Linked DNA regions of Mus musculus: all the other regions are linked to region 4. Evidence: chromatin loops called from intact Hi-C (ENCODE). Cell type or tissue: heart. All regions are shown on one strand. Links, peaks and the distances in the headings refer to the core of each region. The heading gives the core; the rest is flanking DNA.

What was found. A loop is a pair of places that touch in the nucleus more often than their neighbours do. Peaks named below come from ENCODE experiments on the same cell type or tissue, not always from the same donor. Only the 100,000 strongest peaks of a DNase experiment are listed, where the experiment ranks them.
Region 1: a loop joins it to region 4, with 6 times the contacts of the local background. A loop is called at or near these places in 10 of 42 quality-filtered maps.
Region 2: a loop joins it to region 4, with 5 times the contacts of the local background. A loop is called at or near these places in 6 of 42 quality-filtered maps.
Region 3: it touches region 4 in a loop (2.3-fold over the local background); 2 of 42 quality-filtered maps call a loop at or near these places.
Region 5: it touches region 4 in a loop (4-fold over the local background); 8 of 42 quality-filtered maps call a loop at or near these places.
Region 6: a loop joins it to region 4, with 10 times the contacts of the local background. A loop is called at or near these places in 14 of 42 quality-filtered maps.
Region 7: a loop joins it to region 4, with 5 times the contacts of the local background. A loop is called at or near these places in 5 of 42 quality-filtered maps.

Annotation. Positions count from the first base shown.
Region 1 is chr17:17,232,326-17,236,743 of GRCm38, forward strand. It overlaps Gm5165 (predicted gene 5165), which reads left to right and starts at 2,578. Exons shown (of 4, transcript NM_001362181.1): 1 at 2,578-2,700. The coding sequence starts at 2,671. In heart, for the core only: no CTCF peak of the experiment used is centred there; a DNase peak (open chromatin) is centred at 2,396; H3K4me3 peaks cover 1,451 bases; H3K27ac peaks cover 343 bases.
Region 2 is chr17:16,949,136-16,953,553 of GRCm38, forward strand. It overlaps BC002059 (cDNA sequence BC002059), which reads left to right and starts at 2,401. Exons shown (of 3, transcript NR_166921.2): 1 at 2,401-2,573. In heart, for the core only: CTCF peaks have their summits at 1,909 and 2,116; a DNase peak (open chromatin) is centred at 2,276; H3K4me3 peaks cover 978 bases; H3K27ac peaks cover 304 bases.
Region 3 is chr17:17,182,949-17,187,366 of GRCm38, forward strand. All of the region lies in intron 1 of Gm38396 (predicted gene, 38396), which reads left to right. Among named protein-coding and RNA genes, the nearest start is that of Gm38396, 5.9 kb to the left of the region's middle. In heart, for the core only: no CTCF peak of the experiment used is centred there; no DNase peak of the experiment used is centred there.
Region 4 is chr17:17,372,268-17,376,685 of GRCm38, forward strand. Riok2 (RIO kinase 2) reads left to right here and starts at 2,065. Exons shown (of 10, transcript NM_025934.2): 1 at 2,065-2,403. The coding sequence starts at 2,338. Gm36768 (predicted gene, 36768) reads right to left here and starts at 1,949. Exons shown (of 4, transcript NR_168690.1): 1 at 1,747-1,949; 2 at 907-967. In heart, for the core only: no CTCF peak of the experiment used is centred there; DNase peaks (open chromatin) are centred at 1,884 and 2,284; H3K4me3 peaks cover 2,481 bases; H3K27ac peaks cover 2,073 bases.
Region 5 is chr17:17,830,591-17,835,008 of GRCm38, forward strand. Spaca6 (sperm acrosome associated 6) reads left to right here and starts at 385. Exons shown (of 9, transcript NM_001162909.1): 1 at 385-672; 2 at 1,469-1,549. The coding sequence starts at 414. It overlaps Mir125a (microRNA 125a), which reads left to right and starts at 222; the gene lies at 222-289. It also overlaps a transcript of Has1 not described here. In heart, for the core only: no CTCF peak of the experiment used is centred there; no DNase peak of the experiment used is centred there; H3K4me3 peaks cover 1,544 bases; H3K27ac peaks cover 208 bases.
Region 6 is chr17:17,291,366-17,295,783 of GRCm38, forward strand. Gm6712 (predicted gene 6712) reads left to right here and starts at 3,078. Exons shown (of 4, transcript NM_001324550.1): 1 at 3,078-3,224. The coding sequence starts at 3,195. In heart, for the core only: a CTCF peak has its summit at 2,577; a DNase peak (open chromatin) is centred at 2,936; H3K4me3 peaks cover 1,097 bases; H3K27ac peaks cover 259 bases.
Region 7 is chr17:17,002,076-17,006,493 of GRCm38, forward strand. Gm51425 (predicted gene, 51425) reads left to right here and starts at 3,041. Exons shown (of 4, transcript NM_001374002.1): 1 at 3,041-3,201. The coding sequence starts at 3,172. In heart, for the core only: a CTCF peak has its summit at 2,591; a DNase peak (open chromatin) is centred at 2,966; H3K4me3 peaks cover 1,173 bases; H3K27ac peaks cover 494 bases.

The DNA of each region.
Region 1 (4,418 bases), core at 112-4,111, 140 kb before region 4:
CTCCTTGAGATGATTCATCCACAAAAATTTTAGGACAAATAGAACTGCTTGGAGAATGAACACACACCACACACACACACATACACAGAGAAAGAGAGAGAGAGAGAGAGAGAGAGAGAGAGAGAGAGAGAGAGAGAGAGAGAGGGGTGGGCAAGCAGGAAAGCAGGACTTTGACAGAGAGATATCTAAGAATGGCAAGCAAGCAGAATATAGACAGAGAAATCTCCAGAGAGGAAACACAACAAAAAGCAGACTGGAAAAGCTGTATCAAGCAGAACACAGGTCAACAGCTTGGAATCACCATTTTTCTTATCCAGACACCACTTCTTTCACTCTCAGAACCTTTCTAAGCCAAACCTGGTCTTTGTCACCTATAAACACATACACACATACTGGTAATATATTCCATGTTTCCTACATGAGATTCTAGGCTCTTTGAGCCACATGAATAACACCCTATCACCCACACTATCCCCAATTATACACTCATTGCCACCGCAAATTTACCTCTTCAAACCCTGCAAGGCTTTCCTTAAGTTTTGCCAATCTTTCTATCCAAAAGAGGCAGCCTGAAAAGTATGAAAACACATATATTTATCCAATCCCAGAGCAGTCAATTTCAGTGGTTTTGCAGTGTCCTTGCTTATACTCGTGATACATTTTTCCCAATTAATTCATTTTACATAAAGCAATGTTACTATTACTAAGATTTCTTTAAAATTGACCAGGAAATATAGACTTCGTGGATTATTTGGTATTCCTGAAGTACTTAAAAAATTTCTATCAATGTAGATTATACTTATCTCAAAATTCCAAGAAAGGATACAAATTTTTGTTTTTATTTATTACTAGCTATGCTAATAAAAGTTTAAATTCTTTAAAGTGGAAAATTTAATTTCATGACAGGCTACCCTAAAGTAGATACTCCTTCCACATCTGATGCATTACACACCCCTCTTCTTTACTCAGAATGCACATTGACTGTTGACTGGCCTTCCAATTATTGGTGATGCTATTGCAGAAGTCATCACATTCCTCCTGAGCAATGGCAGGCCTGTATCCATTCAAAATAGTCATAGTCTTAATGAACTATTCGGATCAACTTATTCATTTTTATTTATGTATTTTGTGTAGAGGTGGTGGTGGAGGGGGTGTTCCTCTCTGTTCCTTTTCATCTATTCCTACATCTTAAGTCTTATGCTTCTATTCTTCTTTTTTCAACTATTTAAGTCTTATATTTCCCTTCTTTCTCTTCATCTTTGTGTTCTCCTTCTCCTTCTTTATTTTATTTTATTTTATTTTGTGTGGTTTTTTTGAGACAGGGTTTCTCTTTGTAACATTGGCTGTCCTAGAATTCACTCTGGATGTAGACCAGGCTGGCCTCGACCTCAGAAATCTGCCTGCCTCTGCCTCCAGAGTGCTGGGATTAAAGGCGTGTGCCACCAGGCCCGGCTGGCATACATCTTCTTATGTCTTCAGTCAGGAATACTATAGTGCTGGCTCTCCCACATTCTTTAAATGCTTAAGGTTTACCTCCAGTATGGATTTTGTGGCGACTTTTATGATTACATATATTCGTTAAATACTTTCTAGGTTCCTTACAGTTGTTACGTTTTATTCCTATACATATTATGATATATACTGAAAACCAGCTGAAACAATCAGCCACATGGACTGAACAACCACTGGATTGCTCAACTTCCCATTGGTATAGAGTTATAGTTGGAAGAGTTGGCTATCAGCTTGGGAGCCATACTAATAAATCCACTTTCCACATAAATAGAGAGACCCTAGAGCATTTTCCTAGTACAGCTGTGTTTTTGGTTTATTTTAAGATTTTATTTATTTTTTTTGGCACTTTCCTACTAAGGAAAAGAAAATAGAATAGTAGATTATAGAATAACAATAGAGCTCCAGCTGGAAAGTTTGTGCAATTTACCTGAACCCAGTAAGAAGCCACAATACAAAACGTTGTTTCTTAAAGTCACTAATTAGCAGTTAAACTGGGCATCCTTCCATTTGTGAGACAGATTTTTCACTCCACTGCAACTTTAGTAATATGCTTCATTCTACTAGCAAAAAGAGGAAGTGCCTTCTGAGGGCAGTGGAATCACAGGTCAGAATTTCAGTCCTGGCTCTTGAGAACAAGGTCACAGCTCACAAGGGGAGGAGCAGGCAACCAATCAAAGGTGAGCTGGAGAGATGGGGCGGCAAAGGCTGGCGTATAGGCTATCGGAAACCTGGGACAACTGCTACCAAAATACATATCTCTGCTGATGTGGAATAGGTGTGCGTTTAGATTGGAAGCCTGTGCACTGAACCACTATTCCGAGTTGCGTTTGCACCCTATCACCCTGAGAGAGTTGCTCCTGTCACTCAGGATTTACTGGCCAATCACGGCATTGAGGAGGATCTGCCAGTCATAAGAGGAGGGTGGTTTTTCCGGATGCATTTTGCTGGTTCCCTGTGAGATCTGCCAGTCAAAAGCGGAGGGTGGTTCTTCCGGAACGCATTTTCCTGATTCCCTGGGGGATCTGCCAGTCATAAGAGGAGGGCGGTTTTTCCGGAATCCATTTCGCTGGTTCCCTGTAATTAAGCAGGATTAAGTGATTTGTCCCCTGTGCTGCTGGGTACTGTGAAGGAAGCTCAGGCAAGTTCTGAAAGTGCGACATGATGAGGATATTGTCACTTCCCACAGAGGTGAGGAGCGGGATCGGGTGTGCTGGGTCCTACGGAAGGCTGGGTCGGAACCAGCAGCTACATGCAGGCACCTGTGAGTTGCCTCGTGGTTTTAGCCGCTTCTAGACCCAACGGTGGCACCTGCATAACTTCACTATCTGGGCTGAATATTCACAAAACCTTTCGAGCAGGGTCCTGTGTATAGAAACACCCTTAGCAGGATGCCAAAGGCAGACAGGCTAAGTTTCTTTCGTGTATTCTACAAGTTGTTCTCTTGGCATTTAGCGTTGAGTTTTGTACAAGGCAGTAAGAATGGATCAATTCGCATTCTTCAACATGCTAACCGTCAATTGAGCCAGCACCATTTGTTGAAGATGCTGTCCTCTTTCCACTGGATGGTTTGAGCTCCTTTGTCAAAGATCAAGTGAGCATAGATGTGTGAGTTTATTTCTGGGTCTTAAATTCTGTTCCATTGATCTGTCTGTCACTGGACCAGTAACATGCAGGGAGTTTTTTGTTTGTTTGTTTTTGTTTTATCACAATTGCTCTGTACTGCAGCTTGAGTTCGGGGATGGTGATTCCATCAAAGGTTCTTTTATTGATGAGGTAGTTTTTGATGTCCTAGGACTTTTGTCATTCCAGATTTATTTGCAAATTGCCCTTTCTAATTCTGTGAAGAATTGAGTTCCAATTTTGATGGGGATTGCAGTGAATCTGTAGATTGCTTTCAGCAAGATAGTCACTTTTACTGTACTAATCCTGCCAATCCATGAGCATGGGAGACCTTTCCATCTCCTGAGATCTTCTTTGATTTCTTTCTTCAGAGACTTGAAGTTCTTATACAGATCTTTCACTTCCTTAGTTAGAGTCACACCAAGGTATTTTATATTTGTGACTGTTGTGAAGGGTGTTGTTTCCCTATTTCTTTCTCATTCTGTTTATCGTTTGTGTAGAGAAAGGCCTCTGATTTATTTGAGTTCATTTTATATCCAGCTACTGCACTGAAGTTGTTTATCAGGTTTAGGAGTTCTTTGGTAGAATTTTTAGGGTCACTTATAGATACTATCATATCCTCTGCAAACAATATTTTGACTTTTTCTTTTCCAATTTGTATCCCCTTGATCTTTTGTTGTGGAATTGCTCTGGCTAGGACTTCAATAGTTATGGAGAAAGTGTGCAGCCTTGTCTAGTCCCTGATTTTAGTGGTATTGCTTTAAGTTTCTCTCCATTTAACTTGATGTTGGCTACTGGTTTGCTGTATTTGCCTACGAGGTAATGGCCTGCTCTTGTTGAAAGACACAGTGCCTATTCATACATTCAATAATATCTATCTTTTTAAGAAGTCAATTCTTGATTACACTTTTTAAGTTTCATTTTCTTAGAATTTCTCTGAACATCTAGATTTTTTTTTTCTCTTTAGTGTTTCTGGAGAATTTAAGTATTTTATCTGTTTTCTCAGCTGCTATGATCATTTGTTTCTCTTTAGAGAAATTTCTTCTATAGCCCAGGCTTGCCTTTTGCTATGTAATTTCTTTGAACACCTAATCCTGCTTCTGCTGTCCAATGCCTGAAGAAAAGCATATAAATTCTTCCAGGATAAGCCCTGACTGGTCAATGAGGGAAAAAGACAGAGAGATATGAATGAATGAATGAAGGAAGGAAGGAATGAATGAATGTTCTCCTACCTCCACCACTTTCTAGGGGAAATTATAGATCAAGAGGGACATTGGTAACAATTG
Region 2 (4,418 bases), core at 101-4,100, 420 kb before region 4:
AATCAATCTGTCAACTTGTACACATATATATATATATAGCCACAGTCTAATTTATAATGAAAACTATTAAAGCTCCATATGTACAGAGGACTATAATTTTATGCTCAATCTTCTCTGTGACACTAAATGTGTAAATATATTTAAGAAGTCATTTTTACAATACAATCAGACTCCTGACACATTGACTTATGATAAACATATACTTGACCGAGTTCCCCTGTGACCTCCCTATAATACTGGCTAACAGAAAACTGCCAATTGATAATATGTGACATTAGAAACTTAATGATAAGCATGGGCTGCAAAGACATATGCTCTAGTAATTTGTGCCTTCACTTTTGTTCCATTTTATTTAATCTATATTTGATTGTTCAAACTGAAACATTAATGAGTACATTGCTTATTTTCCAATAATTCTTTAGTAAATTTTTTTGCAGAAAAATAATAAGGAATTTGTATCATGTGTATGATTGATTGTCTGGTTGACAATTCTGATCATTCACAAGGATGGAATATAAGTTTCTAGTCATTTTCATATTTTGAAAGATATTTTGTTTTCCTAAATCTCAGAAGAGTAAACTAACTGATACTAGTTAAGGGATTTGTTTTTCAAGATTTTCAGTTGTATACATCTTTTGCTTTGTTTTGTTTTCTCTTGTTTTTTTTCTTTTTTTTTTTTTTTTTTTTTTTTTTTTTTTTTTTTGAGACAGGGTTTCTCTGTATACCCCTGGCTGTCCTGGAACTCACTCTGTAGACCAGGCTGGCCTCAAACTCAGAAATCTGCCTATCTCTGCCTCCCGAGTGCTGGGATTAAAGGCGTGTGCCACCACACCTGGCTGGCATACATCTTCTTATGTCTTCAGTCAGGGATACTATAGTGCTGGCTCTCCCACATTCTTTAAATGTTTAAGGTTTACCTCCAGTATGGATTTTGTGGCGACTTTTATGATTACATGTATTTGTTAAATACTTTCTAGGTCCCTTACAGTTGTTACGTTTTATTCCTATACATATTATGATATATACTGAAAACCAGCTGAGACATTCAGCCACATGGACTGAACAACCACTGGATTGCTCAACTTCCCATTGGTATTGAAAGATCCTGGCAGAATGTAAAAGGACACAGAAGCCCTGAAATTGGCAAGATAGACGTCAGTGTTAGCAGAACTAGCTTCACTGATTTAGAAAAATAGAGGTGCACAATGCTCTGGCCACTCCTTGAACCTGTGTGTCTGCCAAAGTTCTGACCAGGTGTGTGCCCATTGCTGCACCTTCATTAGACTCTTTCCTTGTACCCCTCCCATACCCATTTCTTGAGAATAGACATTGTTTAGATCTGGAAATCCCCTAATCTCCCCCTTCTCCTTTCCCCCCTGAGGGCCTATAAAAACTGGGAACTCTTTCCCCTCGAGGACGACTCCTCTACCCCTGCGTGGGATATGAGTCGTCCCCAGAGCTCTGGCTTTCCCCGAATAAAGCCTCATGTGGTTTGCAACAAGCTCGGTCTGTCGTGAGTTCTTGGGTGTCCGCTATTGTCCTGAGGCCTGAGCGAGGGGCTCCTCTCGGAGTCTTTCAGTATAGAGTTATAGTTGCAAGAGTTGGCTATCAGCTTGGGAGCCATACTAATAAATCCACTTTCCACATACATAGAGAGACCCTAGAGCATTTTCCTAGTACACCTGTGTTTTGGGTTTTACTTTATTATTTTATTTTATTTTTTAGCACTTTCCTACTGAGGAATAGACAATAGAATAGTAGATTATAGAATAACAATAGAGCTCCAGCTGGAAAGTTTGTGCAATTTACCTGAACCCAGTAAGAAGCCACAATACAAAACGTTGGTTCTTAAAGTCACTCTTTAATTAGCAGTTAAACTGGGAACCCTTCCACTTGTGAGACAGATTTTTCACTCCACTGCAACTTTAGTAATATGCTTCATTCCACTAGCAATAAGAGGAAGCACCTTCTGAGGGCAGTGGACTCACAGGCAAGAATTTGAGTCCTGGCTCTTGAGAACAAGGTCACAGCCCACAAAGGGGAGGAGCACGCAGCCAATCAGAGGTGAGCTGGAGAGATGGGGCGGCAAAGGCTGGCGTGTAGGCTATCGGAAACCTGGGACAATTGCTACCAAAATACATCTCTCTGCTGATCTAGAATAGGTGTGCGTCTAGATTGGAAGCCTGTGCAATAAACCACTATTCCGAGTTGCGTTTGCACCCTCTCACCCTGAGAGTTGCTCCTGTCACTCAAGATTTACTGGCCAATCACGGCATCAAGGAGGATCTGTCAGTCATAAGAGGAGGGTAGTTTTTCCGGATGCATTTTGCTGGTTCCCCGGGAGATCTGCCAGTCAAAAGCGGAGGGTGGTTCTTCCGGAATGCATTTTCCTGTTTCCCTGTGGGACCTGCCTGTCATAAGAGGAGGGTGGTTCTTCCGGAACCCTTTTCTCTGGTTCCCTGTAATTAAGCAGGCTTAAGTGATTTCTCCTGTGTGCTGCTGGGTACTGTGAAGGAAACTCAGGCAAGTTCTGAAAGTGCGACATGATGAGGATATTGTCACTTCCCACAGAGGTGAGGAGCGGGATCGGGTGTGCTGGGTCCTACGGAAGGCTGGGTCGGAACCAGCAGCTACATGCAGGCACCTGTGAGTTGCCTCGTGGTTTTAGCCGCTTCTGGACCCAACGGTGGCACCTGCATAACTTCGCTATCTGGGCTGAATATTCACAAAACCTTTCGAGCAGGGTCCTGTGTATAGAAACACCCTTAGCAGGATGCCAAAGTCAGACAGGCTAAGTTTCTTTCGTGTATTCTACAAGTTCTTCTCTTGGCATTTAGCATTTTGGTTGTCATTCATTTCGAGTTAAATTTGTCTACGTTTAATATGTATCTCATGTGTTTGGTGAATTAAAGTACATTTTTTTCAATATTTCTCTGTGGGTTTTTTTTTTGAAATAACAAAAAAAGTGGACTAATTTTAGAACAGCTTCATCTTTTTTATAAAATTGTTTCTGAGACAAAGTATGTTGACACGTGGGTCCTAGTCTCTTTCTCTACCTTGCTAAACTTCGTAATTTATTAGTTAAATGGCTGTACCACAAGAGAGTTTTAAAATTGCTCATTTTAGTCATGTAATGTACTGCCCTTTGCAGTAGAAGGAGAAGTACTTGCATATGGAGCATGGCTTCTGTCTTCAGACCTCAACAGGAGGAACAGTTTACTGTGTACAGTTCAGGGCTAAACAGTGTAGACAATAGCTAGCTCCTACACTGTAGTTTAAGGGAATCATCTGCAGGGGTCATCATTATGAACAAGCTTCTGATGGTGTAATTTACAATTGCCAAGGTAAATTAAGTCATGCATGTGAATAAAAATAATCCAGATTGGTGGGTATACCACCTGGGGAGGTTATGTTGAACCAAACTTCATTGATCTAGATAAGGCCATTCAGAAATTTGAATCAAGGGGAATTGGCTTTATTTATGTGTATCAGGTTATAGACTTCAGCAGCTAAAATTGCATATAATGACGGGATCATACATTATCTTATTGATGCCATTTCCCTAAAAGGTAATAGCCTGCTATTGTTGAAAGACACTGTATCTATGCATACTTTTATTTTTTCTTAGATATTTTCTTCATTTACATTTCAAATGCTATCCCCAAAGCCCTCTATAGCCTCTCCCTGCCCTGCTCCTCAACCTACCCATTCCCTCCTCCTGGCCCTGACATTTCCCTGTACTTGGGCTTATGATCTTCACAAGACCAAGAGCCTCTCCTCCCATTGATGGTTGACTAGGCCATCCTCTGCTACATGTGCAACTAGAGACAAAGCTCTGGGGGTTACTGGTTAGTTCATTTTGTTGTTCCTCCTATAGAGTTTCAGACCCCTTTAGCTCTTTGGGTACTTTCTCTAGCTCCTTCATTAGGGGCCCCGTGTTCCATCCAATAGATGACTGTGAGCATCCACTTCTGTATTTGCCAGGCACTGTCGTAGCCTCGCAAGAAGAGCTATATCAGGGTCCTGTCAGCAAAATCTTTCTGGCATATGCAATAGTGTCTGGGTTTGGTGGTTGTATATGGAATAGATCCCTGAGTGGGGCAGTCTCTGGATGGTCATTCGTTCAGTCTGCTCCACACTTTGTCTCTATAACTCCGCACATGAGCATTTTGTTCCCCCTTCTAAGAAGGATCAAAGTATCCACCCTTTGGTCTTCCTTCTTCTTGAGTTTCATGTGTTTTGCAAATTATATGTTGGATATTCTGAGTTTATGGTCTATTATCCACTTATGACTGAGTGCATATCATTTGTGTTCTTTTGCGATTGGGTTTCTTCACTCAGGATGTTATCCTCCAGATCTTTCCATTTGTCTAAGAATTTCATAAATTCATTGTTTTTAATAGCTGAGTTGTACTCTA
Region 3 (4,418 bases), core at 299-4,298, 190 kb before region 4:
CTGTTGTTATATCTCCATTTTCATTTCTGATTTTGTTAATTTGGACACTGTCTCTGTGCCCTCTAGTTTGTGTGGCTAAGGGTTTACCTATCTTGTTCATTTTCTCAAAGAACCAGCTTCTTTGAACCAGTTTTGTTGATTACTTGCATAGTTCCTTTTCTTTCTGTTTGGTTTATTCCAGCCCCGATTTTGATTATTTCCTGTCTACTTCTCTTGGGTTTATTTCCTTCTTTTTGTTCTAGAATTTTCAGGTGTACTGTTAAAATGCTAGTGTATGCTCTCTCCAGTTTGTTTTTGGAGGCACTCGGAGCTGAGTTTTCCTCTTAGCATTGCTTTCATTGTGTCACCTAAGTTTTGGTATGGTGTGCCTTCATTTTCATTAAATTCTCCAAAGTTTTTAATTTCTTTTTTTTTTCCTTAGCCAAATTATCATTAAATAGGGAATTGTTCAGCTTTCATGTTTATGTCAGCTTTCTGGTGTTTTTTATTACTACTGAAGACCACCCTTAGTCCTTGGTGATCTGACAGGATGCATGGAATTATTTCAGTCTTGTATCTTTTGAGGACTGTTTTGTGACTGATTCTATGGTCAATTTTGGTGATGATACAATGAGGTACTGAGAAGAAGGTATTTTCTTTTGTTTTAGGATGAAATCTTCTATAGCTATCTATTAAATCCACTTGGTCCATAACTTCTCTTTGTTTCAGTGTGTCTGTTTATTTTGTGTTTTCATGATTAGTTCACTGATAAGAGTGCAGTTTTGACTTCTCCCACTATTATTGTTGATGTGCAACGTGTGCGGAGGCTTAGTTGTGTGTGTAGAGGCTTAGTAGCGTTTCTTTTATATATGTGGTTGCCCTTGCATTTGGAGGGTAGATATTCAGACTAGAGAGTTCCTCTTGGTAGATTTTCCCTTTCAGCAATATGAAGTGTCCTTCCTCATCCTTTTTAGATAACTTTTGATTGAAAGTTGCTTTTATTCGATATTAGAATGGCTACCCCAGCTTGTTTCTTGGGACCATTTGCTTGGAAAATTGTTTTCCAGCACTTTTTTTCTGAGGTAAGTAGCTTTCTTTGACACTAAGGTGAGTTTCGTGTTTGCACCAAAATGTTGGGTCCTGTTTATGCATCCAGTCTGTTATCCTATATCTTTTTATTAGGGAATTGAGCCCATTGATGTTAAGATATAGTAAGGAGTAGTGATTGCTGCTCCCTGTTATTTTTGATACTATTTTTATGTTTCTGTGGCTATTTTCTATTTTGCTTGTTGAAAGATTACTTTGTTGCTTTTTCTAGGGTGTAGTTTCCCTCCTTGATTTATATTTTCCATCTGTTATCCTTTGTAAGGCTGGCTTTGTGGCAAGATATGGTGTAAATTTGTTTTTTTCAAGGAATATCTTGGTTTCTCCATCTATGGTAGTTGATGGTGAAGGGCAAAGCAGGGAGATGGGGTATGGTATAAGGGGCTTTTAGTAGGGGGGGAAAATGGGGAAAGGGGGTAACACTTGAGATGTAAATTAAGAAAATATCCAATAAAAAATGTCCTCTATTATCATCATGAGAAGTGATTTTAAACCTAAACCTTGCTTTTCCAGTGTGATGGGGTATCCAGGACTTGCTATGCTGGGGGAGCTGGGTGCAGATGATGCCAGATAGCCTTAGTTTCTGTGGCTTATGTTCTTGTTCTTGCCTCTCTCCATCTGATTATCTCTATTGCTACTTGCACTCACTGTCTCTGACTGGAGCCTGTCTCTCCTGTTTTGTAGTTGTGTCAGAACTCAGAGTCCAGCTCTGTCTGTGATCCTGAGATCCTGGGTGTAAGAGCTCCTGGGAGTCAAGATGCCTTTGGGATCCTGAAATCCTGGTGTGACCAAGTTTTGCCATCCTGTGATTCTATTATCCTATAATCCTGGGTGTGTTAGAGCACCTGGGAGTGCAGCTTCCTCTAGGTGTTGTGGGATTGGGTGCACAGCTAGCAGCCAGGTCTGCTCAGGGACTGGCTCAGACTAAAAAAAGACTTAATGTATTATATAGTGAATGTATCATCAATACTCTGTAACATTAAAGATGATTTTTTGATTGTTTGTTTTTATTTTTTCATTTTTTGGTTTTTTGATACACAGTTTTGTGTGTGTGTGTGTACCCTAGCTGTCCTGGAACGCACTCTGAAGACCAGCTTGCCTGGAAGTCAGAAATCTGCCTGCCTCTGCCTCCCAAGTGCTGGAATTAAAGGCTTGCACCACCACTGCCTGGCCATAAAGATGTATTTTTCATTTGAACATTAATTCAACATTAGGTTTTCTTAAAGGGAAGCAAGAATATTTTAGAATTTAGTGAGCAGTTACCTTTGTAATTCCACTATTCCAACTATTGAAAAATAACACAAGAAAATGACATGAGTAAGTTTTATGTTATATGTTTTGTGTGTGTGTGTGTGTGTGTGTGTGTGTGTGTGTGTGTGTGTGTGAGTGTGTGTGTGTGTGTGTATTTCTCACTTTGAGGTGGGCAAAACTTTGATTTCCTGCATTAAGTTAGGACCTAGGAATGTGCTTGTCATGAACTCCTGCATAATGTTCATCTTGTACCCAAACAGAATGAGAACTGTATCTGTCAAAATAATGCTTCCCTTGTCTCCATTTTATGCTTTGTTTATTGTTGTTTCCCTTCTTCCATGAATTTTCACTTAGGAAATGTTGGACTCATTTAATTGGAACTAGATTCTTCTCTCATACAGTGTACCAAGGCCACTGTTTTCCTCCCTTCACTCCATTCACTTACCCTCTCCCTCTTCTATCCTCCTCCTCCATAGATCCCCTCCCCTTTTTCTGTTCTCTCAAAACAAGATAGAAAAGCCATGATGAAAGCTCTCCTTTTGAGCTTGGACATGGCAAGCAAATGGGAAGAAAAGGGGGTCAAGACCAAGCAAAAGAAGCAGAGATACACCTGCTCCCAGCGAGAGAAATTATTCAAATGCCCATGCTAATAGCCACGACATAGAGGAATAAGGCCTAGCTAACACACATGCCAGCCCCATTTTTGCCTAATAAGTCCATGTGAGGATTCCTAGAAATCCAGACAGTGTAAGCCGTGGGTTTCCTCTGATGTCCAGCTCCTCTAGTTAATCCAAATATTGGCTAGCCACTCAAAAAAGTTTGTCACAACCTTAACTCAGAACATATTCAGGCTGGAGAGATTTCAGTTTGAAGGTTTTGTAGCTTTTATTATGTCTAAGATTTTCTTTTTGTGGCCGGGGAGTACCCTCTCTCCATAGAGAGACTAGAACATATTTTCAGCTCTTTTTTCGAACATAGGGGTGAAAGACCCAAGCCTTTACACACTTGATTTTCAGTTTGATTTGGCTGTGTCAAAGTTGTCTTCAAGAATGAGTCCCTGAGGTGAGTTTTCAGTGAGTAATTTTCCCCCCTAAAGTCAGCATGAGATCCTTAGAGGCCTCTTTGGCCAACACCTCAAGGAAATGCAAACCTTTCATCACAGTGCTGGCTATAAAGATGGCCAGTTCAGAAACTCCTTTAGTCGTGGTCAATAGGATCGCCCTCATTGTTTCCTGAAGGTTTTCAGTACACTGGGTTCCTATACTAACCTGGAAAGTCCCCATAATTCCAGCTCTTTCTTCTTGCATCTCCTGCTCTCTTCCTACATTCCCATCTAAATGATCCCTCCCACTTCTTTTCACATTCACCCCAATCTTACCATGGAGTCTGTTCCTTTTCCCCTTCCCAGAAAGGTGCATGCAGGGTCTGTAGAAAGTAGCAGCTGAGTGATAGTCCATGGTGTAAATGTACCTTTTTTTTTATCCATTCTTCAGCTGTGGGACATATAATCTTGTTTTTAGTATCTGGCTAGTACAAATAAATCTATCAACAGAGTTGATCAAGTCTATTGTCGATGGAGAAACTTTTGCATGTATGCCTGTCTTAGGTGTTTATTGCTGTGAAGAGACACAATGACCAAGGCAGCTCTTTTTTAGATTTTTATTTATTTATTATATGTAAGTACACTGTAGCTGTCTTCAGACACTCCAGAAGAGGGCGTCAGATCTTGTTACTGATGGTTGTGAGCCACCACGCAGTTGCTGGGATTTGAACCTAGGACCTTCAGATGCAGTCAGTACTCTTAACCATTGAGCCTTCTCTCCAGTCTGCCAAGGCAGCTCTTATAAGGACAACATTTAATTGAGGCTGGCTTACAGATTCAGAGATTCTCTCTGTCATCATCAAGGCAGGAGCACCAGCGTCCTCGAAGGCATGGTGCAGGAGGACATGAGAGTACCTACATCTTCCTCTGAAGGCTCCTAGGAGAAGATTGTCTCCAAGGCAGCTAGCATAAGGATTTTAAAGCCCAAGCCAGAAAGTGGCACACCTGCTCCAACAAGGCCACACCTACTCCAACAATGCCA
Region 4 (4,418 bases), core at 328-4,327:
GTTCAATTGTCAGCAACCACAAGATGGCTCACAACCATCTGTCCAGCTACAGTTTACTCATATACATAAAATAAATAAATCTTAAAGAGAAAGGGAGGGGAGGGGAGGGGAGGGGAGGGGAGGGGAGTGGAGAGAGATTTGCCTGTCTTTGCCTCTCAAGTTCTGGGATTAAAGGCACATGCCACCACAACCCAGCTAAAAGGTTTTTCATAGGTAACTGTCTAAGGGAGTTGCAATAAGAACAAACAGACATGACTACAAACTGACTCAAAGAGATGACATAGATTGTTAAATACATTGAATTCCAGACTTTAAAAAAAAAATGAGAACTTTAGGCACTCAGGGTCCTTTATGAGAAGCAACATGTGTCTGTATGAGTTTGACTACAGTGGAGAAGTCTGGGAAAGGGAAATTCAACATTCTTAGTCCTTGGCTTTTCTGTTACATCCAGTGGTTTTTTACACATCTCCTTCCCATAAGTTCAAGTTTTAGGACTTGGGATTAAGTTTCCCCAGAGCCTAGAAAAAAAAAAGTGGTATCTATATTTGATAAATGGTGAATGGATGAAGAATAGGCTAAGTCAGCTGTGGGTCCAGACCCCTTTGGGAACCCCGTCTCCAAAAAAGTATTTGCATTACATTAAGAATTGTAACAGTAGCAAATTACAGTTATGAAGTAGCAATAAAAAACAATTCTATTGTTGGCAATCACCACAAAATAAACTGTATTAAAGGACCGCTGTACTAGGATGGTTGGGAACCACTGGCTTAAGTCACACTAAGTATGGTGAGAAAGGAAGATTGAATTTAAATCCTTTACTCATAAATGACTTGATTACTAAAAAAACAAACAAACAAACAAAAAACCCACAATATTGAAAAGATGAGAAATCTGGACTGTGATTACCCCAATATTCCAGAACTTGGATCCAAACCCACTCAATTAGTGGTGGCTCTGTGGAGCAATGCTGAAAGGAGACAGAAAGACAGATAATCAAAGCTTCAAACTTTTTGTTTTCACATGTTCTAATGTTAATGTAGAAAGAAAAATTCCATTGTGTACAACGGTCTTAATTAGTTAAGTCCTAATTAGATATGCCTAGAATCCTGTATTCAAGCATACAAGACCCCAAAGACAGGAACATAGAGATGAAAAAGGATTGATCTTTTGTTTCGATTTGATGATTTTAGATTACCAACTACTTTAGCTGGACCGATACGGACACTACAGCCTGCTGTCTGCCCCTATGCTTTATGAAAGAGCTTACTCCAGGAAGATACTCAGCACCACTCTCCAAAAGGAGGAAATGAATACATTGTTTCTTGGAAACTGGAAGGAGTGGAGTATGGAAGGAACACGAAGGTATCTTAATCTGAGTCCTTAAAGTTTGCACATACCTCAAAAAAAAAAAAAAAAAAGTTACACACCAGTCGTTGGCAATCTCTCAAGTATAAAGCAGATCATAACACTGGACACTTATAGCGCCCAAGCTTAACCTAAGAGCTGACCAGAGAAGATCTGCAGCTTAAAGGACTGAAATATAGATAATTCGTGAAATGAGAAACACAGGTACTGAATATCACATGAGTCACACTTGTTACTATGCTGCTGCTGTCGGGATGAAGGTACGGTAATAAAAGTCTTTGTCTTGGGTACATTGTCTTGTTAAGCCTCCCAAATGCTCCTGGACCCAAGAAACATTGAGGTGCGCGCTTTCTTTGGAAGCGAGCACTGGATAGTACGTACAGAAGCTCCTCCTAACCCGTCCTGGGATCAGCGTCCCAGGCCAGCGGGGCAGCTCCTAACCCGGCCCTCCTCCGCCGGACAGGGGTGGGGCTGCCGAGAGACAGCGCGTGCGGCTCTGTGGCCACCCTTTCAGTGGTTTTGCTGGCCTCCGGTCTCGCTTACTCATTTCCCTCCCTGACTTTACAGTGCACAGTTGCTGCACTAAAAGTGGGCGTGGCTCGGAACGAATAAAACACGCCCCTCTCGTGACGTAAGCACTGTTGCATGCGGAAGTCCGGCCTTAATTCCAATCAGGTCCTAGCAGCTCTGAAAAGTAACGTGGCATACTATGTAAAACATTTGCAACTTGCCAAATCAGTCAAACGTAAATTATTTATTTAGGGGCTGAAAAATCACTTCTGCCTGATTTTTAGCTACAAAAACGAGAAAAAAATAGCATTTTTCTACTGCTTCTTGAGCACGTGTTCTTACCTAGCGATAAGCACCTTAAATACAGGGCGCGTGCGCGGGCAGGTCGCCGCCGAAAGCCTGCGAGATTACCCAGCAACTTTGCGTCTTCCCAGAGAGCGTCCGTGGTGGAACTGGGCAAGCATGGGGAAGGTGAATGTAGCCAAGCTTAGGTACATGAGCCGCGATGACTTCAGAGTTCTGACTGCGGTAAGGAGTACACCTTTCTTGCTTATCCATTCGGTGACGTCCTCCTCCTGCTATTCTAAGGTCGCTGGGAGCTGAGTGAGGGCTCTCTGATTTGTGGATTGTTTGCCGAGGCTGGGATCTGGGTAAAGGGCACCAAGGTCTGATTTTCATGAAGCTTTGTGAAAAAAAGAACTATCTTTTACTAAACATGGTTCTTCCTTTCAGCTTCTTTTGCTGCAGATGTGCTTACGTCTCTGTGGCCCGGGAAATTTCATTGATCTTTGGCTTCCAAACTAGGGGAGGGTGGGAGTTAAGTCCTCTAATAGACTCAGACACTTAATGTTAAAAAAAAAAAGTCAGCTTTCTCTATCAAATATAACAGCAGAGTGCAAAACAAAGGAGGAAAGGAGATGCCTCTTAGTCGACCAGCAAATCAATATGTTAACAATGTAGTCAGATAGTAAGTACCGTGAAGGTAACAAAGGATAAAGAAATAGAAAGTAGCCACGTGTTGGAAGGATACTGTCTTTGAGTTTTACAGTGATGGAGACAGAATCCAAGAATCTTGTCTTTACTGTTAATCGAACTACAAAGTTTGTCCCCACCCCCCGAACCAATGAATCTTAACTGCCGGAGAAAAAAGTGTCCTTGGAGAGAGTTGTAGAAGAGGTGTCCTTGGAGAGAGTTAGAGGCAAATTAGAGCAAAAACTCAGAGATGGGAGGGAGAGTCTTCATAGAAGAGAAAGGTTCGATATAATGGTTGGGGACATACATGGAAAATGAGAACCAAACCATATAAGCCCTTGCAGGCCTAGTAAACGATGTGTGTGTAAGCCCGTGATTTATTTTTATTTATTTTTTAATTCATTTATTTATTTATTTATTTTGGTTTTTCAAGACAGGGTTTCTCTGGGTGTCCCTGGCTATCCTGAAACTCACTCTGTAGACAGACTGGCCTCAAACTCAGAAATCTGCCTGCCTCTGCCTCCCAAGTGCTGGGATTAAAGGCGTGCGACACCACTGCCTGACCTGTGAATGTTTTAATTAGGAAGATGACAAAATCTGATTCTGTAGTTTTAGTGTTGTGGCACAGAAATCAGGACAGTTATGTAAGGTTAGAATGAGTCAGGCTTTGTTTAGGAGTTGCTGACTTTTGGTAAGGGCTGTGTTGCATAATAGGATATGAAATGTGAGTTGCCTGGTTCATGTATTATTTTAAGCCTTTGTAGCCAAGTTAAGTAGGTAACGTTTACAAATTCATCAAATGCAAGGTCCACATGAACTTTGGCATGTGCTTCCTTTTTCCTATAGCTTCCTTAATTAACCTGGCTTTTTCTTTAAGTAATGGCTTTCCTTCTCAGCACATTCATTCATTTCTCAGTGTCTTGACAAAAATAGGGTAGTCGATAAGTGTATTGGAGGATTGGGGAAGCAAGGAAAGGAGATAAGAACGAGCTAAAACTTTCAAAGGCGCAGTTATGGTGGGACACCAGAGTAAAGATTTTTCTTCCAGAATTTCTAAGATCCTAAAGACTCACCTAGGCAGCAGACTTAACATTCTGGACTCAATGGATGCCACCAGTGCTGTCTTCCCTGGCTGCTCCCTGTAGGAACTTCTTTGCCATTTCTTTGCCAGTTACCATTTCTTGACTTGTTGCATGTTTAATGTTCACCACCACCCCCCACACACTCTCCCCAGTTTTTCACATCCCCATCTCATTAATATTTTTAATAATCCTTTTTCTTCAGTTCAGAATTTTGACTCTTCATTTCTTTTACCCTTTTACATTGTTGTCTGGATCTCCCCTACTACTTCCTGAAGATCTTTAATTCAATGGAGAACAGTCTAGAAAGACATGAACCCAGGCCTCCACACAGTGCACACACATGGAAAACATACCACATATGAAGGGGCAAAAGAATCTTAATGCCCTCCTTTCATTACCACCACCAGCTGGCCCTTGCTGCTTCCTATTTTCATCATAGCTAAGGCACTATATTAATTCTCTAGTACAGTCCTTCCAGTTTTTGTATGT
Region 5 (4,418 bases), core at 267-4,266, 460 kb after region 4:
TGTCTCTGTCTCTTATGCCAATGTCTCTAGGGTTCTAGAAGCTTCTGTTTCTCTAGTGCTGTGAATGTATCTCTGTGACACTGGGTTTCTGAGCTTTTTGAGGCATCTCCTGGTTCCTTTCTATCTTCTGGGGCTTAGGGTATCTGTTTCTGTCTCGCTTCCCCGTTCCCACCTCTGGGGAAAAGGGTTTTTCTGGTCCACCATAGCTACACTGCCGGCCTCTGGGTCCCTGAGACCCTTTAACCTGTGAGGACGTCCAGGGTCACAGGTGAGGTTCTTGGGAGCCTGGCGCCTGGCCCAGCCACAAATTTAGGGATTTCAGGTGACCCCTGGCAACCTTCCTCTAGCTGGAGCCTGATGCTTGACCATCATTTGAAACTCAATCTCTGATCACAGGCTCCCCCTCCCCCACAATGACCTCACAAAGGTCACTATCTTCTCCTCAGACCCGGAGACCCTCTGTTATGGGTCTTATTTCCTTAGTAGGGAGCATTGTCCTGTTGTTCCTGCTGATCTTCAGGGCATCCACGTGGGCCTGTCTCTTCTGCTTCACTACCTATGAGGAACGCCTCCGTGTCTGCCAGCTGTTTGTGGGCAGAGAGGAAACCAAGATAAACCTGTGCAGAAATGAGCTTGAAGGGGCTTTTGAAGATCTCAAAGACATGAAAATCAGTGAGGAGCCCCTCCTTCCTGAACCAGGGCCCTGGGGAGGGGAAGGAGATTCCTTGAGCTACTCCAAGAAGAAAAGCCAAGTACAGGATCATGACATAGACACAGAGAAGAGAGACAGGTGGAAACAATGGAAGGAAACAGGTCCAGAGTGGGGTGGAGACAGACAAAACAGTGCCTCAGAGAGAGTCTAAAGACAGTAAGGGAAAGAGATGGAAAAGTAGAAGCATTGCTCAGAGAGAGGATATGGATTGGGAACACAGATGAGTGGGGAGATTAGAGACCTGGAGAGAGGGACAGAGAGCTAGGAATCAATCCAGAGAGATGAGAGACACACAGAGAGTAAGGTACATAGAGATAAGACAGGAACAGAGTCCCAAAGTGAGGGACATAGGTATAGATACAGAGAGTAGTTTCAGGAAGAATAGAGAGACAGTGATCTAGAGATAGGTGGGACAGAGACCAATGGGGTTGGAGTAAAGATGTAGATGAGGAAGCAGATCCAGGGTACCAGGTAACAGGCCTAGAGAGAGAGAGATTAGATGGATGGAGAGATACCAAGATTGAAGGTTTAGGTTAGGGTTAGGGAAACACACACACACACACACACACACACACACACACACACAGAGAGAGAGAGAGAGAGAGAGAGAGAGAGCTCTAGGTGGGGCACATAGAACAATAGACTGGGGCTATAGAATCTGGGATGATCACAGGGCTTGGAGATATTCAGCCATGAGTGGGACATAGAGAACACCATGGAACCAGGTTTGTGCCATGGTGTCTCATCTACCTTCAGACTATGATGAGAGGAGCTACCTGCATGATGAATTTACACAGATGACAGTTTCTCTTCAGGAGAAGGCTGCTAGACGACGGGGTGAGTGTTTTATGGGCATAAGTGGTGGGGAAAGTCATCTTGAGGAAGTGACCCTGGGAACCTGTCTGAGTTAGGTTATTTGTTGAGGAAACTCCAGAGATGAGGGGAGTCAAAGATGGCAAGGAACTGAGGGAAGTAAATAAGTCACAGGGAGTCTGAAGCTTTTGTGGGGTCAAGTACATGTGACCTATCTGGGATTCTCACTGTCAGGACTCTGAAGCCTGGATGTGTTCCTGCCTCTCAACCTGGGTTCCAACTACTCACCTGTAAGATAGTAAATTTCTTAGGCTCTCAGATTGAGTCATTCTTGTCATCTCTGAAGGTGGGACATTCTCATCTCCTAGGGTGAGACATTCTCTTTATCTCCCAGAGAGGTCGGAGCTCATTGGGAAGGAATGGTTCTTTTTTGAGATAGGTGTTATAGAAGATATGATCCCTTCAAACAAAACACACACACACACACACACACACACACACACACACACACACACATTGCTCATGGCTAGTGAAGATAGGAAGAGTGGAGCTAGCCATTCAGGGGAAGACATAGACATAGTCAGGGCCAGACTCTTCCTGGGACATTAGAGAACACCATACACATGTAGCTGTATGGAGCAGACATAAGGATCTGAGGACATGAATTTCAAAAAGATGTGATTAACACTAATCACACCAGATGCTCCCAACTGCTGGGCACACAGTCTCTTAAGTATATTAGATAGGAGTATTATAGCTATGTGAGAATTCCTTTTTGTTTGTTTATTCAATTAAAGGATAAATTGGCCATTCCCACAATCTGGGAGTTCAAGGCTTTTTTTTTTTTTTTTTTTTTCCTCAACTACAATGGTTCATTTTGTTCCCACTAAGTTTTATATCAGAGGCCCCCCCAAACAAAGAAAGGGACCATTTATTCAGGAGTGTCCAGGACTATCCAGAATTTTCTGTGTGTCCAAAGAAAAATCAGAGGAACCTGAGAGATGGAAGGAATGTAGAATGCTGGGATATGGATACTGTTGTTGACTGGACATGTCTCCATATTGAAAACTTGGAAAAATAGACCAAGGGTAGCTTTTGGGAGTAGGAGAGCTCTTTCTAATGTGAGACAGATTTGGGGGCAGGTGAAGGTTCTGGTTAGAGAGGAGGGGGTCTGATGCAGATCTGAGGCCATAGTGAAGAGGAGTACAACTGTCTCTAGATCATGCTCCTGTGGAGTACTACTGTCTCTAGATCATGCTCTTGTGGAGTACAACTGTCTCTAGATCATGCTCTTGTGGAGTACAACTGTCTCTAGATCATGCTCCTGTGGAGTACAACTGTCTCTAGATCATGCTCCTGTGGAGTACAACTGTCTCTAGATCATGCTCCTGTGGTTAAGCATTGGCCCCAGATGCTTCATTTAGATCCAGCTTCTTGACTCTGGTACTTCTCCTTGTAGATGAGCCATAATGTACCATGCTTTAGTTAATACTTCTAACTCCCTCTTAACAGTTTCATAGACACATGTAGTTTGGTTTTACCTTCCATGCTCTGACAGAATACCTGGTAATCAGCTTAATGGAACAAAGGTTTATTCTTGATCACTGTTTGAGGGTATAGTCCATCAGGTCAAGAAGACATGGCAGGAGTGTGAGGTGTCTGCACACACAGGAAGCAGGGAGAGATGAATGATGGTGTTCAGCTTTCTCCATTTGATTCACTCTGGAACTCCAGTCCATGATATGGTACCACCCGTATACAGGGTGCGCCTACCCACTCCTCCACAGGTCCAGAGGTTGGTTTCCATAATGATTCTAAATCCTATGAACTTGACAAAAAAGATGAACTTTCATACTTGTCTAGGGTCCCCCCAAAGGACAGGACCTCATTTTAACCTCTCTAATAATGCTGTCTCCAAGTACAGTGGCTTTCTCTTCCATAATGTAATGGGGATTAGGATGTCACGTATGAATAGGGTTGGGGGGTATACACTGTCATATCCATGTCTACCAGAAGGCTGGTCTCTGGAGAGCTCCAGCTCATGAACTGGTGGTATTCTGGTAGTTAGAATTAAGGCTTCGAATATTAAAATGTGAAGGGGTAGAAATGAATGGTGGTTTGCATAAGGAAGGAGGGGCACTTGGAAGTGCTCTTTTTAAAGGGAATGGTGGTCACTGACCTGCTAACTACTGCTTTATGGCACTGTAGCCCATGTTTTATAGTTTTGTACATTTTCAAATTGTGTGTGTGTTGGGGTGGGGAGGAGGGTTGGTGGATGTGTGTACCAAAGCCTTTGAAGGCCAGAAGATGAACTTCAGATGCCCTGAAGTTGGAGTTAACAGATGGTTATGAATCTCCTGACACGAGTACTGGGAAACAAAGTAGGATCCTGTGCAAGAGCAGTTCATTGGTTTAACTTCAGAGCTATCTCTTCAGCCTCCTTCCCATTTTAAAAAAGAGATAGCAAGCTTTTATATGATGTCCCAAAGTCATATATTGGCAACCAGCTCATATGCAGAAAAAGAAATAAGCTGGGTGTGCACAGCCATGGTGCACACTTTTAATCCCAGGACTTGACCCACAGAGACCAGCCAATTTCCAAGTTCAAAGCCAGACTGTTATACAGTGTTCCAGGACAGCCAGGGCTATGCAGAGAAACTCTGTCTCAAAAAACTGGGGGGAAAAAATATTCCTGTCTGATTTTTATCAGACAGGTGATGCATTTGGGTCTAAGGCCACTTCTGTTGACCTAGTTCTTGCTGGACTCTAGAATTCACTCAACATATATTTCCCTGTTTTCTTTTTTGTGTTCTGAGGATGCAGTATTCAAGAGTTCAGGGACCATTGAGAAGAGAGGGTGGAAATATTTTTAAGGGCCAGAGTTCTAGGAGGA
Region 6 (4,418 bases), core at 184-4,183, 81 kb before region 4:
CATGTCAGAAAATTACTAAGGAAGGAAGTAAAGAGATTTAGGGAGTGGTAATTGAAGGAGATCTCACCCAGGTTTTTGCTTGTTTGTTTACTTGTTTGTTTGTCTGTTTAAGCTGACAAAGACAAATAAATTCCTGAGTTCAGGATCAGCCAAAGACAGATCAAAGTTACCCTAAGGCGTGGTGAAAATAGTAATTTCAGAGCAGAGTCCTGCTCAACTAGCCTATCATCCGTGCTTAATAAAGTCAGACAGATCTTTAGTTTTTTGGAATTTTAAGAAAAAATGTATGCCTCCTATCTTCTAAGAATCAAAGCACCGGGGTCATGGGATGCTGATTCATGAGCTAATCAAAAAGAAAACCTGGAGTAAATTACTGGATTGATAGGTAAAATAAAAGACTGCACCTGTCTTCTCCTTGAGATGATCCATCCAGAAAAATTTTAGGACAAATAGAACTGCTTGGAAATGAAAACACACACACACACACACACACACACACACACACACACACACACACACACCTGTACAAAGAGTGAGAGAGACAGAGTGTGAGACACACACAGTAAAAGAGGGGGGAGAGAGAGAGAAGGAGAGAGAGAGAGCTAGAGAGAGAGAGAGAAAGAGAGAGAGAGAGAGAGAGAGAGAGACAAGCAAGCAGGAAAGCAGGACTTGGACAGAGAGATCTTTAAGAATGGCAAGCAAGCAGAATATAGACAGAGAAAGACAGAGAAATCTCCAGAGAGGAAACACAACAGAAAGCAGACTGGAAAAGCTGTATCAAGCAGAACAAAGGTCAACAGCTTGGAATCACCATTTTTCTGATCCAGACACCACTTCTTTCTCTCTCAGAAACTCTCTCTAAGCCAAACCTGGTCTTTGGCACCTATAAACACATATCCACATACTGTTAACATATTCCATGTTTCCCAGAAGAGATTCTAGGCTCTTTGATGCACAGGAATAACACCCTACCTCCCACACTATCCCCAATTATACACTCATTGCCACTGCAAATTTACCTCTTCAAACCCTGCAAGGCTTTCCTTAAGTTTTGCCAATCTTTCTATCCAAAAGAGGCAGCCTGAAAAGTATGAAAATACATATATTTTTCCAATCCAGGAACAGTCGAGTTCAGTGGTTTTGCAGTATCCTTGCTCATACTCACGATACCTTATTCCCAATTAATTCATTTTGCAGAAAGCAATGTTACTATTACTAATGTTTCTATACAATTGACCAGGAAATATAGACTTTGAGGATTATTTGGTATTCCTGAAGTACTTAAAAATCTCTATCAATGTAGATTATATTTATCTCAAAATTCCAAGAAAGGATACAAGTATTTGTTTTTATTTATTACTAGTTATGCAAAAAAAAAGTTTAAATTTTTCACAGTGGAAACTTTAATTTCATAACACACTACACTAAAAGTAAATACTCCTTCCACATCTGCTGCATTACACACCACTCTTGTTTACTCAGAATGCACATTGACTGTTAACTGGCCTTCCAATTATTGGTGATGCTATTACAGAAGTCATAACATTCCTCATGAGCAATGGCAGACCTGTATTCATTCGAATTAGTCATAGTACCAATGAACTATTCTGATCAAGTTATTCATTTTTATTTCTGTATTTTGTGTAGGGGTGATGGTGGAGGGGGTGTTCCTCTCTGTTCCTTTTCATCTATTCCTACATCTTAAGACTTATGCTTCTATTCTTCTTTTTTCAACTATTTAAGTATTATATTTCCCTTCTTTTTCTTCATCTTTGTGTTCTCCTTCTCCTACTTCTTCTTTATTTTTATTTTATTTTATGTGGTTTCTATCGAGACAGGGTTTCTCTATGTAACATTGGCTGTCCTAGAATTCACTCTGGATGTAGACCAGGCTGGCCTCGACCTCAGAAATCTGCCTGCCTCTGCCTCCCGGGTGCTGGGATTAAAGGCGTGAGAAACCACGCCCGGCTGGCATACATCTTCTTAAGTCTTCAGTCAGGCATACTATAGGGCTGGCTCGCCCACATTCTTTAAATGCTTAAGGTTTACCACCCATATGGATTTTGTGGCTACTTTTATGATTTCATGTATTCGTTAAATACTTTCTAGGGTCATTACAGTTACGTTTTATTCCTATACTATTATGATATATACTGAAAATCAGCTGAGACATTCAGCCACATGGACTGAACAACCACTGGATTGCTCAACTTCCCATTGGTATAGAGTTATAGTTGGAAGAGTTGGCTATCAGCTTGGGAGCCATACTAATAAATCCACTTTCCACATACATAGAGAGACCCTAGAGCATTTTCCTAGTACACCTGTGTTTTTGGTTTATTTTAAGATTTTATTTTATTTTTTGGCACTTTCCTACTGAGGAATAGAAAATAGAATAGTAGATTATAGAATAACAATAGAGCTCCAGCTGGAAAGTTTGTGCAATTTACCCGAACCAAATAAGAAGCCACAATACAAAACGTTGTTTCTTAAAGTCACTCTTTAATTAGCAGTTAAACTGGGCACCCTTCCACTTGTGAGACAGATTTTTCAGTCCACTGCAACTTTAGTAATATGCTTCATTCCACTAGCAATAAGAGGAAGCACCTTCTGAGGGCAGTGGACTCACAGGCAAGAATTTGAGTCCTGGCTCTTGAGAACAAGGTCACAGCCCACAAAGGGGAGGAGCACGCAGCCAATCAGAGGTGAGCTGGAGAGATGGGGCGGCATAGCCTGGCGTATAGGCTATCGGAAACCTGGGACAATTGCTACCAAAATACATATCTCTGCTGATCTGGAATAGGTGTGCGTCTATATTGGAAGCCTGTGCACTGAACCACTGAACCACTATTCCGAGTTGCGTTTGCACCCTCTCACCCTGAGAGAGTTGCTCCTGTCACTCAAGATTTACTGGCCAATCACAGCATCAAGGAGGATCTGCCAGTCATAAGAGGAGGGTGGTTTTTCCGGATGCATTTTGCTGGTTCCCCGTGAGATCTGCCAGTCAAAAGCGGAGGGTGGTTCTTCCGGAATGCATTTTCCTGTTTCCATGTGGGATCTGCCAGTCATAAGAGGAGGGTGTTTCTTCCGGAATCATTTTCGCTGGTTCCCTGTAATTAAGCAGGCTTAAGTGATTTGTCCTGTGTGCTGCTGGGTACAGTGAAGGAAGGTCAGGCAAGTTCTGAAAGTGCGACATGATGAGGATATTGTCACTTCCCACAGAGGTGAGGAGCGGGATCGGGTGTGCTGGGTCCTACGGAAGGCTGGGTCGGAACCAGCAGCTACATGCAGGCACCTGTGAGTTGCCTCGTGGTTTTAGCCGCTTCTGGACCCAACGGTGGCACCTGCATAACTTCACTATCTGGGCTGAATATTCACAAAACCTTTCGAGCAGGGTCCTGTGTATAGAAACACCCTTAGCACGATGCCAAAGTCAGACAGGCTAAGTTTCTTTCGTGTATTCTACAAGTTCTTCTCTTGGCATTTAGCATTTTGGTTGTCATTCATTTCGAGTTAAATTTGTCTATGTTTAATATGTATCTCATGTGTTTGGTGAATGAAAGCACATTTTTTTTTCAATATTTCTCCGTGGTTTTTTTTAATAACCAGAAAAAGTGTGGACTAATTTTAGAACAGCTTCGTCTTTAGTTTTTTATAAAATTGTTTCTGAGACAAAGTATGTTGACACGTGGGTCCTAGTCTCTTTCTCTACCTTGCTAAACTTCATAATTCATTAGTTAAATGGCTGTACCACAAGAGAGTTTTAAATTGCTCATTTTAGTCATGTAATGTACTGCCCTTTGCAGTAGAAGTAGAAGTACTTGCATATGGAGCATGGCTTCTGTCTTCAGACTTCAACAGGAGGAACAGTTTACTGTGTACAGTTCAGGGCTAAACAGTGTAGACAATAGCTAGCTCCTACACTGTAGTTTAAGGGAATCATCTGCAGGGGTCATCATTATGAACAAGCTTCTGATGGTGTAATTTACAATTACCAAGGTAAATTAAGTCATGCATGTGAATAAAAATAATCCAGATTGGTGGGTATACCACCTGGGGAGGTTATGTTGAACCAAACTTCATTGATCTAGATAAGGCCATTCAGAAATTTGAATCAAGGGTAATTGGCTTTATCTATGTGTGTCAAGTTATAGACTTCAGCAGCTAATGTTGCATATAATGACGGGATCATACATTATCTTATTGATGCCATTTCCCTAAAAGGTAATAGCCTGCTATTGTTGAAAGACACTGTATCTAGGCATACTTTCTTTTTTATTTCTTAGATATTTTCTTCATTTACATTTCAAATGCTATCCCCAAAGCCCTCTATAGCCTCCCCCTGCCCTGCTCCTCAACCCACACATTCCCTCCTCCTGGCCCTGGCATTTCCCTGTACTTGGCCTCATGATCTTCAC
Region 7 (4,418 bases), core at 193-4,192, 370 kb before region 4:
AGAATTCTCACCCGAGGAATACCAAAAGGCTGAGAAACACCTGAAAAAATGTTCAACATCCTTAATCATCAGAGAAATGCAAATCAAAACAACCCTGAGATTTCATCTCACACCAGTCAGAATGGCTAAGATCAAAAATTCAGGTGACAGCAGATGCTGGCAAGGATGTGGAGAAAAAGGAACACTCCTCTATTGTTGGTGGGATTGCAAACTTGTACAACCACTCTGGAAATCAGTCTGGCGTTTCCTCCAAAAATTGGACATAGTACTACCGGAGGATCCAGCAATACCTCTCCTGGGCATATATCCAGAAGATTTCCCAACCGGTAAGAAGGACACATGCTCCACTATGTTCATAGCAGCCTTATTTATAATAGCCAGAAGCTGGAAAGAACCCAGATGTCCCTCAACAGAGGAATGGATACCGAAAATGTGGTACATTTACACAATGGAGTACTACTCAGCTATTAAAAAGAATGAATTCACGAAATTCCTAGGCAAATGGTTCGACCTGGAGGGCATCATCCTGAGTGAGGTAACCCAATCACAAAAGAACTCAAATGAAATGTACTCACCGATAAGTGGATATTAACCCAGAAACTTAGTATAGTGAGATATAAGGTACAATTTGCAAAACACATGAAACTGAAAAAGAAGACCAAAGTGTGGACACTTTGCCCCTTCTTAGAATTGGAAACAATCACCCATGGAAGGAGTTACAGAGACAAAGTTTGGAGCTGAGACAATAGGATGGTCCATCTAGAGAGTGCCATATCCAGGGATTCATCCCATAATTAGCTTCCAAGCGATGACACCATTGCATACACTAGCAAGCCTTTGTTGCAAGGACGGTGATATAGCTTTCCCTTGTGAGACTAGGCCGGGGCCTAGCAAACACAGAAGTGGATGCTCACAGTCAACTATTGGATGGATCACAGGGTCCCCAATGGAGGAGCTAGAGAAAGTATCCAAGGAGCTAAAGAGATCTGCAACCCTATCGGAGGAACAACATTATGAACTAACCAGTACCCCAGAGCTCTTGACTCTAGCTGCATATGTATCAAAAGATGACCTAGTCGGCCATCACTGGAAAGAGAGGCCCATTGTTCAGGCAAACGTTATATGCCCCAGTACAGGGGAATACCAGGGCCAAAAAATGGGAATGGGTGGGTAGGGGAGTGGGGGGGGGGACTTTTGGGATAGCATTGGAAATGTAATTGAAGAAAATAAGTAATAAAAAAAAAGAAGAACATTTTTAAAAATCTCTATCAATGTAGAATATATTTATCTCAAAATTCCAAGAAAGGATACAAGTATTTGTTTTATTTGTTACTAGCTATGCTAATAAAAGTTTAAATTCTTCATAGTGGAAACTTTAATTTCATGACACACTACCCTAAAGTAGATACTCCTTCCACAAGTGATGCATTACACACCCTTCTTCTTTACTCAGAATGCACATTGACTGTTGACTGGCCTTCCAATTATTGGTGATGCTATTGCAGAAGTCATCACATTCCTCCTGAGCAATGGCAGACCTGTATCCATTCAAAATAGTCATAGTCTTAATGAACTATTCTGATCAACTTATTCATTTTTATTTCTGTATTTTATGTAGGCGTGGTGGTGGAGGGGGTGTTCCTCTCTGTTCCTTTTCATCTATTCCTACATCTTAAGTCTTATGCTTCTCTTTTTCTTTTTTCAACTATTTAAGTCTTATATTTCCCTTCTTTGTCATCATCTTTGTGTTCTCCTTCTCCTTCTTCTTCTTTATTTTATTTTATTTCATTTTATTTTGTGTGGTTTTTTTTTGAGACAGGGTTTCTCTTTGTAACATTGGCTGCCCTAGAACTGCTCTGGATGTAGACCAGGCTAGCTAGAAATCTGCCTGCCTCTGCCTCCGCAGTGATGGGAATAAAGGCGTGTGCCACCACACCTGGCTGGCATACATCTTCTTATGTCTTCAGTCAGGGATACTATAGTGTTGACTCTCCCACATTCTTCAAATGTTTAAGGTTTACCTTCAGTATGGATTTTGTGGCAACTTTTATGATTACATGTATTCGTTAAATATTTTCTAGGTTCTTTACAATTGTTACGTTTTATTCCTATACATATTATGATATATACTGAAAACCAGCTGAGACATTCAGCCACATGGACTGAACAACCACTGGATTGCTCAACTTCCCATTGGTATAGAGTTATAGTTGGAAGAGTTGGCTATCAGCTTGTGAGCCATACTAATAAATCCACTTTCCACATACATAGACAGACCCTAGAGCATTTTTCTAGTACACCTGTGTTTTTAGTTTATTTTAAGATTTTATTTTATTTTATTGGCACTTTCCTACTGAGGAATAGACAATAGAATAGTAGATTATAGAATAACAATAGAGCTCCAGCTGGAAAGTTTGTGCAATTTACCTGAACCCAGTAAGAAGCCACAATACAAATCGTTGGTTCTTAAAGTCATTCTTTAATTAGCAGTTAAACTGGGCACCCTTCCACTTGTGAGACAGATTTTTCACTCCACTGCAACTTTAGTAATATGCTTCATTCCACTAGCAATAAGAGGAAGCACCTTCTGAGGGCAGTGGACACACAGGCAAGAATTTGAGTCCTGGCTCTTGAGAACAAGGTCACAGCCCACAAAGGGGAGGAGCAGGCAGCCAATCAGAGGTGAGCTGGAGAGATGGGGCGGCAAAGGCTGCGGTGTAGGTTATCGGAATCCTGTGACAATTGCTACCAAAATACAAATTTCTGTTGATCTGGAATAGGTTTGCGTCTACATTGGAAGTCTGTGCACTGAACCACTGAACCACTATTCCGAGTTGCTTTCGCACACTCTCACCCTGAGAGAGTTGCTCCTGTCACTCAGGATTTACTGGCCAATCACGGCATTGAGGAGGATCTGCCAGTCGTAAGAGGAGGGTGGTTTTTCCGGATGCATTTTGCTGGTTCCCCGTGAGATCTGCCAGTCAAAAGCGGGGGGTGGTTCTACCGGAACGCATTTTCCTGGTTCTCTGTGGGATCTGCCAGTCATAAGAGGTGGGTGTTTCTTCCGGAATCCATTTCGCTGGTTCCCTGTAATTAAGCAGGCTTAAGTGATTTGTCCTGTGTGCTGCTGGGTACAGTGAAGGAAGCTCAGGCAAGTTCTGAAAGTGCGACATGATGAGGATATTGTCACTTCCCACAGAGGTGAGGAGCGGGATCGGGTGTGCTGGGTCCTACGGAAGGCTGGGTCGGAACCAGCAGCTACATGCAGGCACCTGTGAGTTGCCTCGTGGTTTTAGCCGCTTCTGAACCCAATGGTGGCACCTGCATAACTTCGCTATTTGGGCTGAATATTCACAAAACCTTTCGAGCAGGATCCTGTGTATAGAAACACCCTTTGGCAGGATGCCAAAGTCAGACAGGCTAAGTTTCTTTCGTGTATTCTACAAGTTGTTCTCTAGGCATTTAGCGTTGAGCTTTGTATAAGGCAATAAGAATGGATCAATTCTCATTCTTCTACATGCTAACCGCCAATTGAGCCAGCACCATTTGTTGAAGATGCTGTCCTCTTTCCAGTGGATGGTTTGAGCTCCTTTGTCAAAGATCAAGTGAGCATGCATGTGTGAGTTTATTTCTGGGTCTTAAATTCGGTTCCATTGATCTGACTGTCACTGTACCAGTAACATGCAGGGGGTTGTTTGTTTGTTTGTTTTTGTTTTGTTTTTATCACAATTGCTCTCTCTGTACTACAGCTTGAGTTTCAGAATGGTGATTCCAACAAAGGTTCTTTTATTGTTGAGATAGTTTTTGATATCCTAGGATTTTTGTTATTCTAGATTTATTTGCAAATTGCCCTTTCTAATTCTGTGAAGAATTGAGTTCCAATTTTGATGGGGATTGCAGTAAATCTGTAGATTGCTTTCAGCAAGATAGTCACTTTTACTGTACTAATCCTTCCAATCCATGAGCATGGGAGACCTTTCCATCTCCTGAGATCTTCTTTGATTTCTTTCTTCAGAGACTTGAAGTTCTTATACAGATCTTTCACTTCCTTAGTTAGAGTCACACCAAGGTATTTTATATTATTTGTGACTATTGTGAAGGGTGTTGTTTCCCTATTTCTTTCTCCTCCTGTTTATCATTTCTGTAGAGAAAGGCCTCTGATTTATTTGAGTTCATTTTATATCCAGCTACTGCACTGAAGTTGTTTATCAGGTTTAGGAGTTCTCTGGTAGAATTTTTAGGGTCACTTATAGATACTATCATATCCTCTGCAAATAATGATATTTTGACTTTTTCTTTTCCAATTTGTATCCTCTTGATCTTCTTTTGTTGTGGAATTGCTCTGGCTAGGACTTCAATAGTTATGGAGAAAGTGTGCCACCTTGTCTACTCCCTGATTTTAGTGGGATTGCTTTAAG